Linked DNA regions of Mus musculus: region 1 is linked to region 2. Evidence: chromatin contacts called from ENCODE Hi-C or POLR2A ChIA-PET data. All regions are on one chromosome and are shown on one strand. The core of a region is the stretch at or near the end of the contact, and the rest is flanking DNA. Distances in the headings are between cores, read along the strand shown.

Evidence for each region. A loop is a pair of places that touch in the nucleus more often than their neighbours do. ChIA-PET counts read pairs that join two places held with the same protein, here RNA polymerase II (POLR2A).
Region 1: a map of regulatory T cell shows a loop between it and region 2 (2.6-fold over the local background). The contact joins two enhancer-like sites. A Hi-C loop is called at or near these places in 1 of 37 maps with a recorded cell type or tissue (regulatory T cell). POLR2A ChIA-PET finds 5 or more read pairs at or near these places in 1 of 5 experiments (Patski).

The regions. Positions count from the first base shown.
Region 1 is chr16:94,623,187-94,627,083 of GRCm38, forward strand. All of the region lies in intron 2 of Dyrk1a (dual-specificity tyrosine-(Y)-phosphorylation regulated kinase 1a), which reads left to right. Among named protein-coding and RNA genes, the nearest start is that of Dyrk1a, 55 kb to the left of the region's middle. Within about 2 kb of position 1,860, at least 1 of the 3 ENCODE cell types and tissues checked has a DNase peak (open chromatin) inside an H3K27ac peak, as active enhancers do.
Region 2 is chr16:94,305,820-94,309,440 of GRCm38, forward strand. It overlaps a transcript of Hlcs not described here. Among named protein-coding and RNA genes, the nearest start is that of Hlcs, 17 kb to the left of the region's middle. Within about 2 kb of position 1,943, at least 1 of the 3 ENCODE cell types and tissues checked has a DNase peak (open chromatin) inside an H3K27ac peak, as active enhancers do.

The sequences.
Region 1 (3,897 bases), core at 610-3,109, 320 kb after region 2:
TTTTGTTTTTTTGTTTTCTTCGAGACAGGGTTTCTCTGTGTATCCCTGGCTGTCCTGGAACTCACTCTGTAGACCAGGCTGGCCTCGAACTCAGAAATTCGCCTGCCTCTGCCTCCTGAGCGCTTGGATTAAAGGCGTGCGCCACCATCGCCCGGCCTCAGTTTGGCTTTTGTTCGTAGAAATAATCACTGTTTGAAACAGGAACATGTTTTCTTAAATAGTCAAATCAGAGTTTGCATTATTAACAGTGATTTAAATGCTTGACTGAATTGAAATAATATGCTTGTTTCTGAAAATAATTTTGCGTTTATGCTTTATGTTTTTAGAAAATATTATAGATTTGACTATTGTTTAAAATGTTTTAAATTTTAATTCAACAAATAAAACAGAAAACCCATACCAAGAAACCTGATGTCGATAATCCCTTAAAAGATAAAATGGAAGATTTCACTTTTGTCAAAGATTTACCCTGTCTTTTACCTAGACTTCAAGGAAAGTGTAGAGATCCATGTTCCCAGTGGCTCGGTGTTAGAGAGACTAGTAGTTTTATTATCATTTTGGCCTGATTGGTTTTTGTCAGCTGGGCATACAGTAGAGTTATCTGGGAAGATGAACCTTCATTGAGAAAATGCCATCATCAGATTGGCTTATAGGCAAGTCTGTAGGGCATTGTCTTGATTGATGGCTGAGGTGTGAGCTCCAGCCCACTGTGGGCGTGCTGTTGTAGAAGATAGCATTTTAAGCAAGCCAGCAAGCAGAGTTCCTCCGTGGTCTCTGCTTTAGCTCCTGCCTCCAGGTTCTTGTGTTAACTTTTCTGTATATCAAGAACTATTATTTGTTTGGATGATGAGATCTGTAAGCCAAGCAAACGTCTTCTTATTCAGATTGCTTTTGGTCACGTATCACAGGACTAGAAACCTAAGACACAATTCTACAAATTACAAATCATCTACAAGGAATTTATTGTAAATTTTTCTTTTAAAACAGATGTGCCACATATAGTAATTTTAAAACATGGCTGATAATTAAAAGTGGAGTAATTCCCTCCTTGTAGTGTGGTCAGGTGGTTATTTTGTTTTGTTTTGTTTTGTTTTTGTTTTTTGTTTTTCTGAGACAGGGTTTCTCTGTGTATCCCTGGCTGTCCTGGAACTCACTCTGTAGACCAGGCTGGCCTCGAACTCAGAAATCCACCTGCCTCCCAACACCCGGCTGTGTGGTCAGTTTTAATAACCTTTTGGCGGGGGGGGGGGGGGGTGGTGTTAAAGATTTATTTATTTCTTATGTGTAAGTACATTGTAGCTGTCTTGAGACACTCCAGAAGAGGGCGTCATCTCGTTTTACAGATGGTTGTGAGTCACCATGTAGTTGCTGGGATTTGAACTTAGGTCTTTCAGAAAAGCAGTCAGTGCTCTTAACCTCTGAGCCAGCCACCCCCCCCCCCCTTTAAAAATGTTTATTTATTTTTACTTATATGAGTACACTCTAGTTGTTTTCAAACACACCAGAAGCGGGCATCAGATCCCATTACAGATGGTTGTGAGCCATCTTGTAGTTGCTGGGAATTGAACTCAGGACCTCTGGTAGAGCAGTTGGTGCTCTTAACTGCTGAGCCATCTCTCCAGCCCCTAGTAACTTTTCTAATGGACATACTAAGCAATGCCACTGCTGCCTGGTTCTCTTTTTGTCTCTGAATATTAATCTCTCTGTCTCTCTTAATGTTCAGCCTTGAAATCTGGGCTTAATGTTGAGAGGAAGCCAAATGAGCTCATGAGAAAACCTCCTGTAGATGACTGGCTAGGTCCTCAGCTCTGGATCCTAGCCAGCGTAAGCTGCTGGCTTATGAGTGAGCAGGTTCCCCGTGGTCCTCACTCCTTTCAAGGCACTAACACTGAGTGTGGGAGTGATTCCCCCTGCCATATGCTGGTGGTTTGAATATGCTTGGCCTAGGGAGTTGGCACGGTTAGGAGGTGTGGCCTTATTGGGAGGAAGTGTGTCACTATGGGAGTGGGCTTGGAAACCCTCATAGCTATCGGTGAGATAGACTTCTGTTTGTCTCCAAACAAGATGTAGAACTCTCAGCTCCTCCTACAGAGCCATGCCTGCCTGGATGGTGCCATGTTTCCTGCTATGATGATAATGGACTGAACCTCTGAACCCAATTAAGTGTTGTCCTTTATAAGTGGTGTCTTTTCACGGTGGAAACCTAACTAAGGCACATATCCTACCCAAAGTGCAGTTTTATATGCAAAATAAACATAATAAATGGTTGAGTGTTGCCTTGCTGTGAAGTCAGACAGCAGCTGTGTCCAGGGCTGTTTTCCAGTTGTGTTCTGAGAGTGTCACCATGAAGTCTGACCCAGGGTCACTGCTGAGACCCCACAGTTGATGCCATAGAGGCAGGACACCCCAGTTAGTGACAGGCTACCTAGGAGAATGTGCACCATTCATTGGTGGGGCCTAATTCAAGACAGGAGGCTGAGACACATGACTGAATCCAGGGAGGACTCAGTATTGTCTTCCTGTGCACCCACCCCCTTTCACTTTCCTCACTTAGGATTTGTCCTTCACTGCTGGTACCACTCCAGGCACTCTGTGACTTCCACACGTGTACGTAAGCAGTTGCTGATAGACCTTCCTGTCCTCTTTTTGATTGGGTTGGAAGTTGGATGGACGGAGGGGTTTGCTCAGTACTTCATCAGTGCTGGCACTGCATGGAAAGCTACGAGCAGTTAAGTTGGTGTTGTGCCTGTAACGTGTTAGTTGTAACCAGTGCTCACATCCTACAATCATGGTCACTTAGGCCATGCTCAGCCCGTGTGCTAAATTCAGGCTTTCGTTTCCCTTTTTTTTTTTTTGTTTTTTGTTTTTTGTTTTTTTTTTGTTTTTTTTTAATAATTAATTTATTTATTATATGTAAGTACACTGTTGCTGTCTTCAGACACTCCAGAAGAGGGAGTCAGATTTTGTTACGGATGGTTGTGAGCCACCATGTGGTTGCTGGGATTTGAACTCCTTTTTTGCTGGGATTTGAACTTGACCTTCGGAAGAGCAGTCGGGTGCTCTTACCCACTGAGCCATCTCACCAGCCCCCTCGTTTCCCTTTTTGATATGCTTTAAGGTCGTCATTTCTATGCCTGCTTAGAAACCTCCAAGGTTTAGTGCCCTTTGGAGATAGAGACAAAAGGGAATTTGTTTTTCTTTTTCTTGTTCACATTTTTAGGAGTAACTCCTTTAATTTCTTTAACTTTAAAGTTCTTTCTTGATTACTTACATGATTTCTTAGATACAGTGATGGTTTATTGCTGTGTTTTTATATTCAGAAAACTACTGACAGTCTGCCAGGAAGACAGAGTAACTCTCTCTTATACCGTCCCTTCTTGCCATGCTCTACTAGGGCTCAGCTTAAAGTTTTTAGTTAATTAACATTCTATACAATTCGTTTCTGACTCATGGATTTTTAGACAGTCTTCCTCCCCAAGATAAGAGCAACCAAACTCATTTGCAGTGCCTAGCCCACCAGATGTGTATGCTGTGGCACAGGTATATAAACTTGTAGCCATTTTCAAAGTTATAGCTACAGCTCGTTGTTTTGTCTTTAAAAACCTGATGACTAGAGCCTACTATTTAAAATAACTTATAAGGTCAGTGAAAGGGAAGGTTTGCCTCCTCACTCACTGTATTTGTTATGGCCACAAAGAACATGTTAGCCCTGGGGTTGAAAGAGTTTTGTGGCAGGCAATAATGTCTCTAACAGATTCCTTTGTGTGGGACATAGTCACCCATCGCATAGTGTGTTTGCTGCTCTTTAATCTTAGATGCAGAGTAAGTGTTCTTGGTCATGTGTGCCTTTGCCTTTGTTTTATAGTGTTTTAGTGATAAACACTTTGAACCCTCATG
Region 2 (3,621 bases), core at 693-3,192:
AGGCAGTTTTATAGGAACAGGCTGTAGGTGAAGACAGAAGATTGCTGGAGTTAGTTTGAGACCAAGCAAAGCAATTCAATGAGAAGCCAAGAAAAGCCAGTTTGGATCAGTCAGCTTGGAGAGGAGTTTGAGCCAGAACAGCTGAGTTGAACCAGCCAGCCAGAGTTCAGAAAGAGCTAGGAAGGGTGAGTTTATTCAGCAGTAAGCCTCCGAGGTAACAATTACACCTGGTGAATAACTTTTACATGTGTGTGTTTGTGTACGTGTATACTGTATGTGTGTGATGGGATGGAGGTTTCCCCCACCCATAAACCATAAGTCAACAAATAAAAACCCCAGTGCCAGGTATTGGATACCTCTGTCTGAGTTGTTGGCCAGAAGTGTTCCAGAAACCTCCAAAATAATACAAAATATCGCTGATGCTCTTGGCTGCCCCTCAGAACTTGATAGGAAGACCCTGCTGCTGAAAACACAAAGTTGTCACCAGACACGGAGAAATCAAGTTAGTATTGACCAGCGAGTGAGTTTACTCCATGCTAGCCTGGCTTCAGTGTCAGAGGTACTCTGTAGGCTGCATAGGGGAAACCATGAATAATCACACCCAGCTTCAAACCCTGTAATAAGGAGCAGCATGGGAAGATATGCCTATGCGTGAACTCAGATGTTATGGAGATAATTAACCACTTTCTGATTGGATTTAAGCCAGTCCCCACCGGAGGAACTGCATACTCGGTGCTGTGCATCTAGCCAAGAAGCCATGATTAGAAGCTCACTAGCCCTAAGAGTGAGGCTCTTACTGTTATTCTGTTGAATGGAAATAGTATGAAACTTCCCGCCAAACACTTACTTCACACCCATAAATTAGTGCAGCTCCCAGAGCTCAGAGAAGGTTTCTGTAGTGGACAGTAGCTAATACAAAATTCACAAGTGGTCAGAGAGCAGAGAAGAGGTGCAGGGCAGTGCTCCCCCACAAATGTGACACTCACACACAACACACACAGAGACACACACACAATAGACACAAACACAACACATGCAGACACACACTCTCACACACTCTCACTCACAGACACACAACAAACTCACATACAACACACACACAACACTCACACATATAACACACACAACACAAACTCACATACAACACACACATAGAACAATCACACAACACTCTCACATATAACACAGACACACAACACAGGCACTCATACAACACACACACACAAGTATGAAGTACAATTACACACAGGGCCTTGAGAGTTAAGCTAGTAACTAAGACTGGAATAAAACATCTGTTAGGAGCTGGAAGATGACTTAGCAGTTAAGGGCATTGGCTGCTTTGCTGCTTTGCAGAGGTCCCAGGTTCAATTCCTAGCGCCTACATGGTGGCTCACAACCATAGGACTTCAGTTCCAGGGGATCCAACACCCTCTACAAGCACACATGTGGTGCATAGACATATATGCAGGCAAAACACCAAAACACATAAAATAAAAATAAATAAAAACATAGACGCTAAGACTGCAGCGGCTGTCCAAAGAAACCTGGATTACTTGGAAGTGGCGACCAAGAAACTTGACACAGCTTTTGAATGTATTGCTATTCAATACATTATGACATTGTGGAAAGACAGATGGACATATGCTTGTGACACTGCATGCTCACACGAAGACAACACTAAACTCTTCCAAATACTGGCATTGACCCAAATCTCCATTATCAGTGGGTTTTGATCTCAACTCAGTTATTTTAAGGTCAGGAGTTTCATATTTATTTGTTCTTCCATTCAGATTTTAGATTTCTACTGCTTTCCACAAGTGCTTTGGAGACCGGTGAATCTCTGCACACAATGCTTCACACGGTACTGCTTGGGAAAATCTCCTAGAGGCATCGCTCCAGCTAATTACAGACACCGCATTGCCCAAACTCTAAATCTAGGTCAGAGCAGCCCCAGGATAATGCCAGGGGCATTTCTAACTTCCAGGGTTCCCAGGAACACGAGGCTCCTTTGTACAAAGCACGCACCAGCTTACAGAGAGCATGGCATAAGCTAGCCATTTGCCCTACAAGTGGTAACAAAGGAAGAATAATTTTTTAAGGAGTAACCGTCTAAGCTGGACATTTTTAAGCGTTCAACAGAGGAAACACTCTGCAAACGTTAGTGCATGCAGAACATTACAGAATGTTTTCTTCCCAGAATGATTTGCGATTCGGCTGCAGAAATCATGACCCTTCATCCATAAGCATCAGGGTGTATTTCCTAAGACCGTGTCTCTTACCCAATCATGCTGCAGTAACTGAATTCAGATTTAAATTTCCCCACAGCTAATGACTGCCAGCTGTACGATTCTCCCAGGACTATCAGGTTGCATCTGCTGTGGTTTGAATGTGTCCCCCCAGAGCCCTGTTGCTGAATCTCCCTGGGTTTGCAGAGGGAGCTGGGACTTAGCTGGGGTGGTGATGGGTCAAAAAGGCTCTGCTTTTGTGAATGGTTTTAGGCAATCTCCAGGGAGTTGGTCAGCTGGCTGGTCAGCAGCTTTTCTAGACAGTGACCCTTCTTCACTATACGATGACATTTCAGGGTGTACAGTTTTGGCACGTGACAACAGTTCAACCCACACTGGTCATGCTGACTCCCAATTTCATGGTGTAGGTGTGTCCAACAAATTCCTTTTTAATCTTCATAAAACATTGTGGAGTGACACTCTGAAACTGTAGTGTTTACTCCTTGGTCATTCACCCAATGGTTGTTTGTGTGTCTCAACCACAACTGTCTCACTGGGTTGTTCCTCCAGCATCTCGTTACGTAGGTTTGTTCTACTACAGCTCAGAAATGCCCCCGTTCTATCCTCTACCCTGCTCACCTGGCTGATTTTACATTTCATTTGCCTTTTGCTTTTACTCTTGAGTGGCGGACTTTTTTTTCTTTTCCCGTGTGTGTGTGTGTGTGTGTGTGTGTGTGTGTGTGTGTGTGTGTACACATCAATGCACGTGGATGTGCTTGCACCTGTGTACGCATGCACGCAGGGTGGCTAATCCTCAATCATTCTTCCACCTTATTCACTGAGGCAGGGTCTCTCAATCAAATCCAGAGCTCAGTGATATGGCTGGAATGGGCCGGCCACGTCACCACGTCACGAAGCCTTTATGTGGGTTCTGGGGCTCTGAACTCCAGTGTCACCCTGCACAGCAAATGCTTGACCACTAAACCATCCCTGGCTCCAAGTCTTTCCTCCTCGGTGTCATTATCCAGTACTGCCACCATTCACTCTCATGCTCAGGTGGTGCCAGGCTTGACAAATGAAACTCCACGCCCTCTGGTGTGCGTGCCCCCATCAGCTCTCTGGACACCTCTGTGCTTTCTGGCAGGAGCCATTCCTGGCTCATCTCTCACTCTCCCTGAAGGAGGCATTTCTCCAAGGACCGCTGGCTCCTTTTCAGGCACAATGATATTTAGAAACAAAGATATGGGTCCAGGGAATTCCCTTTCCTATGGGTGGCCCTGTTCCCAGTCTCCTAGAAATAGTTGCTTAAAAATAAATCCAAATGAAAACATGTCATTCCAACCCATGGGGCCCCCTTTTCTCCTACTGAGGACTGTGGACCTCAGCACTATCGTTC